Linked DNA regions of Homo sapiens: all the other regions are linked to region 3. Evidence: chromatin contacts called from ENCODE Hi-C or POLR2A ChIA-PET data. All regions are on one chromosome and are shown on one strand. The core of a region is the stretch at or near the end of the contact, and the rest is flanking DNA. Distances in the headings are between cores, read along the strand shown. Region 1 overlaps CAMK1D (calcium/calmodulin dependent protein kinase ID). Region 2 has its middle 68 kb from the start of CDC123. Region 3 overlaps CAMK1D (calcium/calmodulin dependent protein kinase ID). Region 4 overlaps CDC123 (cell division cycle 123).

The links. A loop is a pair of places that touch in the nucleus more often than their neighbours do. ChIA-PET counts read pairs that join two places held with the same protein, here RNA polymerase II (POLR2A). Pooled maps may share reads with other maps.
Region 1: a pooled map shows a loop between it and region 3 (8-fold over the local background). The contact joins two enhancer-like sites. A Hi-C loop is called at or near these places in 5 of 168 maps with a recorded cell type or tissue (B cell, Caco-2, GM12878 and 2 more), 11 of 37 single-sample maps with no recorded cell type and 8 of 50 pooled maps. POLR2A ChIA-PET finds 5 or more read pairs at or near these places in 4 of 52 experiments (CD4-positive, alpha-beta T cell, GM12878, Panc1 and 1 more).
Region 2: a map with no recorded cell type shows a loop between it and region 3 (9-fold over the local background). The contact joins two enhancer-like sites. A Hi-C loop is called at or near these places in 10 of 168 maps with a recorded cell type or tissue (B cell, CD14-positive monocyte, CD4-positive, alpha-beta T cell and 7 more), 20 of 37 single-sample maps with no recorded cell type and 18 of 50 pooled maps. POLR2A ChIA-PET finds 5 or more read pairs at or near these places in 8 of 52 experiments (A673, B cell, GM12878 and 5 more).
Region 4: a pooled map shows a loop between it and region 3 (2.3-fold over the local background). The contact joins two enhancer-like sites. A Hi-C loop is called at or near these places in 2 of 168 maps with a recorded cell type or tissue (B cell and transverse colon), 1 of 37 single-sample maps with no recorded cell type and 3 of 50 pooled maps. POLR2A ChIA-PET finds 5 or more read pairs at or near these places in 2 of 52 experiments (H1 and activated naive CD8-positive, alpha-beta T cell).

Annotation. Positions count from the first base shown.
Region 1 is chr10:12,484,088-12,486,787 of GRCh38, forward strand. The region is part of intron 1 of CAMK1D (calcium/calmodulin dependent protein kinase ID); the gene reads left to right. Among named protein-coding and RNA genes, the nearest start is that of MIR4480, 93 kb to the right of the region's middle. RefSeq lists enhancers at 972-1,021, 1,072-1,331. Within about 2 kb of position 1,329, at least 16 of the 41 ENCODE cell types and tissues checked have a DNase peak (open chromatin) inside an H3K27ac peak, as active enhancers do; they include B cell and GM12878, where a contact is called at or near this core.
Region 2 is chr10:12,263,186-12,265,885 of GRCh38, forward strand. No RefSeq gene overlaps it. Among named protein-coding and RNA genes, the nearest start is that of CDC123, 68 kb to the left of the region's middle. RefSeq lists silencers at 505-554, 1,125-1,184 and enhancers at 992-1,530, 1,405-1,504. Within about 2 kb of position 1,391, at least 24 of the 41 ENCODE cell types and tissues checked have a DNase peak (open chromatin) inside an H3K27ac peak, as active enhancers do; they include B cell and GM12878, where a contact is called at or near this core.
Region 3 is chr10:12,364,752-12,367,451 of GRCh38, forward strand. All of the region lies in intron 1 of CAMK1D (calcium/calmodulin dependent protein kinase ID), which reads left to right. Among named protein-coding and RNA genes, the nearest start is that of CAMK1D, 17 kb to the left of the region's middle. Within about 2 kb of position 1,365, at least 4 of the 41 ENCODE cell types and tissues checked have a DNase peak (open chromatin) inside an H3K27ac peak, as active enhancers do; they include B cell and GM12878, where a contact is called at or near this core.
Region 4 is chr10:12,241,084-12,243,783 of GRCh38, forward strand. All of the region lies in intron 10 of CDC123 (cell division cycle 123), which reads left to right. Among named protein-coding and RNA genes, the nearest start is that of CDC123, 46 kb to the left of the region's middle. Within about 2 kb of position 1,293, at least 15 of the 41 ENCODE cell types and tissues checked have a DNase peak (open chromatin) inside an H3K27ac peak, as active enhancers do; they include B cell, where a contact is called at or near this core.

The DNA of each region.
Region 1 (2,700 bases), core at 79-2,578, 120 kb after region 3:
GGCAGGCTTGGGTGGCGTTCCAAATGCTTCACTGCGCGCATCCAAGTGTCTGTCACCCATGAGCTTTGCAATAAGGAAGACATAAATATGCACCAGCTGGGCTCTGAGCTCCGGCTCAGCCTCCTCCCTGCTTTCAGCTTCCCACCGGGCATTGCAATCCCTGCTTCCGGCCCCGCCTGCTCTGCGGCTGGCAACACCAAGTCGCCATCTCTCTTCGTGTTTCACCTCCAGATACAGGAAAACGCGTGAACTCTGTGTTTGGAGGGAGGAGGGCCAATTACAGGAGATCCTGGGCTAAAACAGGAAGAAGAAACATGATTAAGGACTTTAAACAGGGATCACACAATCGTTCTTCTGCCTCCTTCCCTGCAGGAAGGCAGAGATCGGAGATGGAGAGCTGTCATTATCCTCCTTAATTATAGGAGAGAGCAGAAGTTCTTGGAAACACCAGCCAAGTCAGGGAGCCACTGGCAGCTGAGCTTACTTGTTCTTCCAAGATGGTGGAAGCCAGGCAGGGAAATAGCTGCGGGGAGGGTGAGCTCATTCACGGGGACCACTCAGCAGTGGAAGCGATGACGTCCCCTGGCCTCAGATGTGGAAAGTGTCTTCCAGGGGGCAGCTCGTGGAGGAGAGCCTAGCTTGTGGCTCTCTTGAGATGTTCTCCAGGTTTCTAACATGTGGCATGTGACTCCAGTGGAGAGGCCACTCTGCAGCTGCTCCTGTGGGCACAGTGACTCTGGGGGGGAGGGGGTGGGGCTGGGCTGGGCGTGTCATGGGAGGGCAGGTGTGATGACCAGGAAGCAGGGGTACCTCATGGTGTGCCCCGCAGAAATCTCTGCCCTTACTGGCTTCTTCCCTTCTCCTCCTACCCCAGGCCTTTTCTGTAATGTCACCGATTACCATCTGGTGTGGAAAGATTTGCTTTTCAGATTGGTGTGCTGAGCACAGCCGGACAGAGAGGAGGCTTTCGGGAAGGAAAGTCGCCTTCACGTCTTGCATGTTTTCACCGCTCCCCATACGGGTATTTCTAAGCAAGAATGCACACGGGCCTGAAATAGAATGCATTAGTAAGTGTAACCGAGAGGCGAAGTGTATTTTTAGCGAACATGGCTAAGGCAGATTATTACAGCGAGTGAGTGAGACCGAGCTAGGGGAGGAGGAGCTCCTGGGGTAGAGAGACGTGGCTGCCTCTCGGCTGTCCCTGGGGAGCAGAAGGACTGTGGCCAGTGGTGGCTCCTGGGATGGTCAGAGCTTCCTGGGGATTCTTTCTGGTTGTGGAGCTCCTCGTGCCCCCTGTCGTGGGGGAGGGAGTAGAAACAGGCAGCACAATGGTGGTGAAGCTTGGGCCCCAGGTTCAGTGGCGAGGTGGCCCCAGCTGCAAATGTGTCTGCTGCCACCTGCCTGTCCCAGGTGGAGGAGAGGGGAGGGCTGGTCACAGGGAGCCGGTGGGTCTGCAGGCTGCAGAGGCACTGCTCGTTGGGCCTGTAGGTGCTTTGGGAGTCCTGGAAGGGAGGGTGGGGCTTCGATTGTGACTACCAGATTGTGGCGTCTCTGCCACACCGCTCAAAACTCTAATTCAGCTTCTTTATCTGCAAACAGGAAATGTTAACGTTTTCTCGAGGAGTCATGAGTTCAAACAGGGTCACCGATAAGGGAGGGTTGGAACTTTCAGAAGAAAATTGCTAAATATGCCAAGATGTCATATTATTTTTTTCCCAGCATATTAACTAGGGCTTAAGACCTGATAGCCCTGTGAGTATGCGTCTGTCTCTTGTAGCAGCGCTGTTCGCTTAACAGAGCCAAATTCAGCCCAGAGTGAGTCTTTGGTGTCCATCCCAGGCTCTGGCTACCATGTCACCCAGACGGCCTGATTTGAAGGCAGTTTCCTTCCCAGGGACCACGGCAGAGTGCCACAAGATTAGCAGAGAGTCTCGTCTCCAGCTTGTTGACGTACGCTACAGGTCTTGGGATTTGCCAGCATCTTATAATTTTGTACAATAAATGAAGCACCCATGCAGTGCACACACACACGTACACATGCTATTAATTCTATGAGTCTTGGGACTTGCCAGTCTCTTTTTTTTTTTTTGAGACAGAGTCTCGCTCTGTCACCCAGGCTGGAGTACAGTGGCACGATCCCAGCTCACTGCAAGCTCCGCCTCCCAGGTTCTGGCCATTCTCCTGCCTCAGCCTCTGGAGTAGCTGGGACTACAGGTGCCCACCACCACACCTGGCTAATTTTTTGTATTTTTAGTAGAGATGGGGTTTCACTGTGTTAGCCAGGATGGTCTTGATCTCCTGACCTCGTGATCTGCCTGCCTCGGTCTCCCAAAGTGCTGGGACTACAGGCATGAGCCACTGCACCTGGCGGGGACTTGTCAGTCTCTTATAATTGCTTATGATAAATCATGCACCATGTACCCACGTGTGCATGTGTGCGCGTGCACACACACACACACACACACGTACAGACACTATTAGTTCTGTTTTTCTGGAGAACCCTAGTACAACTATCTGCTGAGTAAACTCCTTCTTTGTAGCCCAGCCAAAATGCCAGCTTCTCTGTTACAAGATTTTATAAAAAGGCAGCAATGAAGCAGAGCCGTGGAATTTGGGGTCTCTCTCAGTTTAATCTTTGTGTTACAGGCAGTGAGCCAGAGGCTTACAGCCCCGAGGGGCCCACTTTTAAAACATTTCATG
Region 2 (2,700 bases), core at 141-2,640, 100 kb before region 3:
CGGCTCATTGCAACCTCCACTTACTGAATTCAAGCAATTCTCCTGCCTTAGCCTCCTGAGTAGCTGGGACCAAAGAGGTACACCACGACATCTGGCTAATTTTTGTATTTTTAGTAGAAATGGGGTTTCACCATATTGGCCAGGCTGGTCTCCAACTCCTGACCTCAAGTGATCAGCCATCTTGGCCTCCCAAAGTGCTGGGGTTACAGGCATAAGCCACTGTGCCCGTACATAATTCTCATTTTAAAAAACTTTTTATTTTTTATTTTTGCAGAACTGTCAAACTCCTTCCTCAAATTTTCTTCCTATTTTATGATTGCTGACTTTGGGGTGGGGGAAGTCGCAGTGAATATTTATTAACTGTTAGATCCAATGGAACATGTGTCATGGACTCTTTTTCAACTAAGAAGTGGAAGCTGAAGCTGTCTTTCTTTTTTGATTTTAAAATTTCACCTTTATGTTAGATTGGGAAGTACATGTGCAGGTTTGTGACAAGGGTATATTGCGGGATGCTGAGGTTTAGGGTGTGACTGAAGCCCTCATCCAGGTCGTGAGCACAGTAACCAACAGGTCGTTTTTCACGCCTTCCCCTCTCCCTCCCTCTCCCCTCTGGGAGTCCCCAGTGTCTTGTTCCCCTCCTTCCGCCCATGTGTACCCTATGTTTGGCTGCCACTTAATAAGTGAGAATATGCGGTATTTGGTTTTCCGTTTCTGCGTTAATTTGTTGAGCATAATGCTGTTTTCTTTTTTTTCTTTTAGACAGAGTTTCGCTCTTGTTGCCCAGGCTGAGTGCAGTGGTGCCATCTCAGTTCACTGCAACCTCCACCTCCCGGGTTCAAGCGATTCTCCTGCCTTAGCCTCCCGAGTAGCTGGGATTACAGGCGTGTGCCACCACGCCTGGCTAATTTTTGTATTTTTAGTTGAGATGGGGTTTCATCATATTGGTCAGGCTGGTCTCGAACTCCTGACCTCAGGTGATCCACCTGCCTCGGCCTCCCAAAGTGCTGGGATTACAGGCGTGAGCCACCGCGCCTGGCCATGCTGTTTTCTTAAACTAATCAAAAATAGTCTAAATACTGTACTTCACAGAATTTGTAAGGCTGGAAGAATCGGCCTGTGGCTGCTTCCAGCCTGGGAAAGGGATGGGCCACAAGATGGCGCCGCGCGTGCGGCGGTGAAGGCCGAGGCCGCCAGTGCCAGGTGGATGCCCGCCCTCCCCCAGGCCCTCAGGCCACGAGCAGGGGCGGGGGCACGGCTCACGATGTCATTTACACCGAGACAAAAGCCTAAATTGCTCCCTGTGCTTTCAGTGACCTAGGCCTTCCTCTCGTATTCTCTTTCTCTCGTATTCTCAAGTGTTTCTAGAAATGTGCTCTGGAGACATCCCCAAGCCAGTAGCTCCTCCCTCATTCTGAGAAGGCGGTTTAGTGCAGCTGGTCTCTGAAGGCATTGGGTGTTTTCCCCTCAGCTCCCGAGGGACAGCGTGGGAGGGTGGTGCTCTGGGCCTTCTCTCTACCATGCTTTGTTGTTGTTGATTTGTTTAAGCGCCAAACACTGAGTTTCCTTAATGTACCTGTGGGAAGATCAGTGGCAGAACTAGCAGAGGCTGTGTCCGGGCGCGGTGGCTCGCGCCTGTAATCCCAGCTACTGGGGAGGCTGAGGCAGGAGAATCGCTTGAGCCTGGGAGGTGGAGGTTGCAGTGAGCCGAGATCACACCACTACACTCCAGCATGGGTGACAGAGCGAGACTCCATCTCAAAAAAAAAAAAAAAAAAAAAAAAAAAAAAAAAAAGAACTAGCAACAAGCAAAGGCTGTGTTGCTTATGATACTTATTCCTGACAAAGGAAGGATGAACCTGAACTCTTAAATCTAAGGTGTTACCGGAAAGGGGTCCCGATCTAGACCCCAAGAGACCCTCGCACAAGAAGGAATTCAGGGCGAGTCCATAGAGTAAAGTGAAAGGAAGTTTATTAAGAAAGTAGAGAAATAAAAGAATGGCTACTCCATAGATAGAGTAGCGCAGGGGGCTGCTGGTTGTCCATTTTTATGGTTATTTCTGGATGATACGCTAAACAAGCGGTGGATTATTCATGCCTCCCCTTTTTAGACCATACAGGGTAATTCCTGATGTGGCCTTGGCATTTGTAAACTGTCATAGCGCTGGTGGGAGTGTAGCAGTGAGGACCACCAGAGGACACTGTCCTCGCCATGTTGGTTTTGGCCACTGTTTTACTGCAACCTGTTTTATCAGCAAGGTCTTTATGACCTGTGTTTTGTGCGGATCTCCTATCTTATCCTGTGACTTAGAATGCCTTAACCATCTGGGAATGCAGCCCAGTAGGTCTCAGCCTTATTTTACCCAGCTCCTGTTTAAGATGGAGTTGCTCTGGTTCAAACGCCTCTGACAAAGGGACAGTCATTTCACCTCACACATGAAAGCAAACCTAAAATTTTCTCTATTGGAAGTTCAATCTTGGCTAAGGGCATGATTTAGAAATCAAAGGAGTCTGACCTTCACGTGGTTTTGAACACTTGTGGAAAGGTAGCTGTGGGAAGGGACGTAGCCTTTGTAATGCAAGAGGAGAGAATGGGGTGTGGGGCGTGTGGCCCAGAAATGACACAGAACTCTGACAGCACTGCCCGGTTGCCATGTAGCTAGGTAAATATTTGCAAAGCACCTACTGCTTCTCCGGACTCGG
Region 3 (2,700 bases), core at 115-2,614:
GATTTCTGTGGTGTGAATACTCCCACCTGGTCTGATTTCAAGCTCCCCATGGTTTAACAACCTACTTGCAAAATTCCTGACTTAGACTTTTAGGAGTCGCTGGAAGGTGGCTGTGGCATACCACTGAAGGAAGCAGAGGTCAGGAGTCTGGGTTTGAGTCCCAGCTCTGCCAGTGAAGAACTATGGAATCTTGGTTTTATCCTCTCTGATTCTTTTTTTTTTTTTGAGGTGGAGTCTCACTGTCACCCAGGCTGGAGTTCAGTGGTGCGATCTTGACTCTCTGGAACCTCTGCCTCCCAGGTTCAAGCGATTCTCCTGCCTCAGCCTCCTAAGTAGCTGGGATTATAGGTATACACCACCACGCCAGGCTAATTTTGTATGTTCAATAGAGACAGGGTTTCACCATGTTGGCCGGGCTGGTCTTGAATTCCTGACCTCAAATGATCCACCCACCTTAGCCTCCCAAAGTTCTGGGATTACAGGTGTGAGCCACCAAGCCGGCCTATCCTCTCTGAGTCCTGATGACCTTGTTTGTCAAATGGGGATAATGACACCTGCTTACGTTATGGACTTTTTATAGATCCCAAATGAGATAAGAATGTGTGCTGCTTGGTATATATTATAGTAAAGACCTCACATTAATCCATACAGGAGCAATTATGATGTTGCAAAGGTTATAGCTTTTTTTGTTTTTGTTTTTGTTTTGATACAGTGTCTCGCTCTGTCGCCCAGGCTGGAGTGCAGTGGCGCAATCTCGGCTCACTGCAAGCTCCGCCTCCCAGGTTCACGCCATTCTCCTGCCTCAGCCTCCCGAGTAGCTGGGACTACAGGCGCTTGCCACCATGCCCGGCTAATTTTTTGTATTTTTAGTAGAGACAGGGTTTCACCGTGTTAGCCAGGATGGTCTCGATCTGCTGACCTCGTGATCTGCCTGCCTCGGCCTCCCAAAGTGCTGGGATTACAGGTGTAAGCCACCACGCCCGGCCTAAAGATTATAGCTTTAAAAATGTTTCCTTCTGTGCTGGCTGGGGTGGCTCACGCCTGTAATCCCAGCACTTTGGGAGGCTGAGGTGGACCAATCAGTTGAAGTCAGGAGTTCGAGACCAGTCTGGCCAACATGGTGAAACCCTGCCTCTACTAAAAAATACAAAAAAATTAGCTGGGCGTGGTGGCACATGCCTGTAATCCCAGCTACTCGGGAGGCTGAGGTGGGAGAATCCCTGGAACCTGGGAGCCGGAGGCTGCAGTGAGCAGAGATCGCACCAATGCACTCCAGTCTGGGTGACAGAATGAGACTCCGTCTCAAAAAAACACGTTTCCTTCTCCTCAGTGTCAGTGTCACATTCACCTCTTGAAACATAGCTGTTATCTTTTGGGCAGGCTTCCTGTAGAAGTTGGGTCATATGTTGATCTTGAATCTGAAAGTTACCAACACAAACCCCAAAGTTTCATAGTCTGTTTTCTTTGGCTCTATTTCAGTGTTGTTGTATTGTTTTCATTTTCGGTTTTTAAGTGATGGTACCCTAAGAAGAACTTAAAATTAGAACAGCAACATGCCATCCTTGTAGAGAATTTGAAAAATTTGGAAGAATATAAAGAAGACAGTAAGAATCAGTTGTTGGGCTGGGCTCAGTGGCTCACACCTGTAATCCTAGCACTTTGGCAGGCCAAGGTGGGTGAATCACTTGAGGACAGGAGTTTGAGACGAGCCTGGCCAACATAGTGAAACCCCATGTCTACTAAAAATAAAAAAAAAAATTAGCCAGGCCTGGTAGCGCATGCCTGTAATCCTGGCTACTCGGGAGGCTGAGGCAGGAGAATCGCTTGAACCTAGGAGGTGGGGGTTGCAGTGAGCTGAGATTGCGTGACTGCACTCCAGCCTGGGTGACACAGCGAGACTATGTCTTAAAAAAAAAAAGAAGAGTCAATCATTGGCTGGATGGATCCTGGGCAGTCAGTCATTCTGCGGGGTGGGTGGCAGATCTAGGGAGAGACCCCAGAGATTAGTGGTGGAGCTGGACCTGTGGAGGTGGGGCTGTGGATCTAGACTCACTGGAGGTATTTCAGTATTTTACTAGGTGGTGTGCCTGAGTCACTGTGCATTGGCTGTGGATATAGGGGCGGCTTTATCCCCTATAAGATAGAGTCTTCGTGAGCACAGTGGGTGTCAGACTTGAAGTTTGTCAGTAATTCGTGTAGCTTGGCAGTGATGGTGGTGATGGCCTTGCTTGGCTTATTCTCATGGTCCCCATCTCTATCCTCATGACCACTTCTAAACACATCCCCAGAATCAGCAGCGGGACAGATCCTGTCGCCAAGATGAGACCTGACGCCACAGACTTCCAGAGAGCTAATTATACTTGTGAGAAAAAGGGGATAAAAAATATTCATATCCAAGTGTGGCTGACTCTCCCTGCTTAGAGTAAGACACAGGAAGCCAGCTTCTTAGTTGCTTCATGACATAAAATAAACACTGTTACATGCACAGTCCTGCTTTCTGCTAAGCTGCAGATGCCCTAAACCTTGAAGCCAACCCCTCTTCAGAACACAGTCTTTGGAAATTCTTGAGGTTAGATCAGTGGTCCTCAATCTTTTTGGCACCAGGGATCAGTTTCGTGGAAGACAATTTTTCCATGGACGAGGGGTGGGGGGATGGTTTCAGGATGATTCAAGCATATTACATTTATTGTGTACTTTATT
Region 4 (2,700 bases), core at 43-2,542, 120 kb before region 3:
ATAGGGTTACACTCTTCAGGGTTTTTGGGGTTTCGTAGAGAAATGATGTTTCAGTATAATTTCTACTTCTATTTTTCTTAGTAAGTGAGGATGAAGTTTATCTTTTCATATATTTAAGGGTCGTTTCTGTGAACCATTGCTTCATGTCTTTTTCACTTTTTTCTATTGTCTCATTTTCCTCAAAATAGAGGCACTGTTTATGTATTACAGAGATTAGGCCTTTGTCATTAGTCTTTTCCTGTGAACGAGATCACATAGATTATTTGTTTCTTTTCTGGCTTTTGAATTTCAGCCATCATTTTAAAAAATACTTCCCCATGGTTTTTGTCCAGTTCTTTTGTAACTTCTTGTTCTCCATTTCAATATTGGATGTTTGGCTTTTGTTCCTTTGCGTGTTTGGTATGCGATATGGATCCCCCTTAGTCTTTTTGTCTAGCATCAATATATTTATTTTATACTGTCCTTCAGATTGATGATGATTTCCAGAGTTCTTGGGGCTTTAATGCCTGTTGCGTTTACAGACTCTCATCCGGGTTGGTTGTTTCTTTTTTGTTTTGTAAATCAGTTTATTTATTTACTTTGAGTTCATCTTCAGTGAGCTTGTTCTTTTTGTTTGTTCTTTTGTTTGTGAGAATCCCAAAGATCCAAAATTTTGGGTTTTTCATTTGCTTCTACCATGTTCCTCAAAACTCATTCAGAGAAGAACAGTCATTGTGTCCTGCCCTGTCATTAGAACTGTCTCCTCACACTCCCTTTCCTGAGACTGTCGCCTTCTGGAGTTTGTGTCTGAGTTCTGATTCCCTTCCTGTGGCCAGGCTGCTAGGAGACCCTCCCACGGGTTCCCACAGCACTAGAGTTGATAGGCTTAGTTCTGTTCTTCGGGTTCTTGTTTCTGGCCCCGGGGGATTTCCCGGTCTTTCTCATAATCTCAATTACACTTTTAAACGGCTTGTCGTAGCATGTGTTTCATCCTGTTTGGAACAGCAAGCCTTGAGAGTTACATAGCTGGCTGTATTTCAGGAGCCCTCACATATCTCACACTCCAGCCAAAATAACCTATTCCCGCAACAGGCGGTCGTGGCGTGGCCTCTGTACGTGAGAGCCGTCGTTCTTGTTAAGTGGTCCGCTTTTCCTGCCAACACCACCCTCCTCCCAGGGCATCTCTGTTATCCCTCAGGTGCCCAGGTCCTTTGGGAAGCATTTCCAGCCTTCCCTCGCACATGTAGGCAGGCTCTCCTGTGTGCCTCTCCGCTCTCACAGTTCCCTGTTCTTGCCTCTCTTGAAGCAAAATACCCTGCACATTGCCATTGTTGGATGGCTTTTGGTTCTGTTTTGGGGAAGTGGAGATGTGTGTTCTGCTCAAGCCTGAGCTCTTGGAAGGAGTCGATTTTGTGTTACGATCTTCATGCCCAGTGCCTAACACAGTGTCTGGTCCCTAGAGCTTGATCGGGGCAGGGAGACAGTCAGCTGGTACAAGGACAGTTAGTCCGACTGCTCTTTGCTTATTGGATTGCCTCAAAGCAGAATTAACTTCTCAGGCTGTTTGTGCTTGAGATGTCACATGAAAACATGTTATGGCCGGGCGTGGTGGCTCACACCTGTAATCTCAGCACTTTAGGAGGCTGAGGCAGGCAGGTCACCTGAGATCAGGAGCTCAAGACCAGCCTGGCCAACATGGTGAAACCCCGTCTCTACTAAAAATACAAAAGTTAGTCAGGCACAGTGGCAGGCGCCTGTAATCCCAGCTACTTGGGAGGCTGAGGCAGGAGAACCACTTGAGCCCAGGAGGAGGAGGTTGCAATGAGCTGAGATCGCGCGACTGTACTCCAGCCTGGGCAACAGGGCGAGACTCTGTCTCAAAAAAAAAAAGTTATAAAATCCTGATCCTGATCCTCCTAGTTTATAGAAGTTACAGCTGGGTTTTTTTTAATTTACTTAAACTCTTTTTTTTTGTACTAGAGGATAGCTTCTGAGCTACAGAGTACACTACCAATTAACAGTGGTGGTTTGTTTTCATTTAAAAATGTGTTTTGGGCTGGGTACAGTGGCTCACGCCTGTAATCTCAGCACTTTGGGAGGCCTAGGCGGGCAGATCACCTGAGTTTAAGAATTGGAGACCAGCCTGACCAACATGGTGACACCCCATCTCTACCAAAAATAGAAAATTAGCCAGGCGTGGTGGTGCATACCTGTAGTCCCAGCTACTTAGGAGGTGGAGGCAGGAGAATTGCATGAACCCAGGAAGGGGAAGTTGCAGTGAGCCGAGATCTCACCATTGCACTCCTGCCTGGGCAACAAGAGTGAAAAAAAAAAAAGGAAAAAATGTGGTTTGGTTTTTTGCATTGTGGCATATTCCTATATTAAAAGTGTGATTGTTTAAAAAAAAATGAGTTAGTTTTACTGACTATAAAAAGCCAAGTAGAGGCTGGGCACAGAGGGTCACGCCTGTAATCCCAACACTTTGGGAGGCTGAGGCAGGCAGATCACGAGGTCAGGAGATCGAGACCATCCTGACACAGTGAAACCCTGTCTCTACTAAAAATACAAAAAATTAGCTGGGCGTGATGGCGGACGCCTGTAGTCCCAGCTACTTGGGAGGCTGAGGCAGGAGAATCACTTGAACTCGGGAGGCGGAGGTTGTAGTGAGCAGAGATCGCACCACTGCACTCCAGCCTGAGTGACAGAGCGAGACTCCATCTC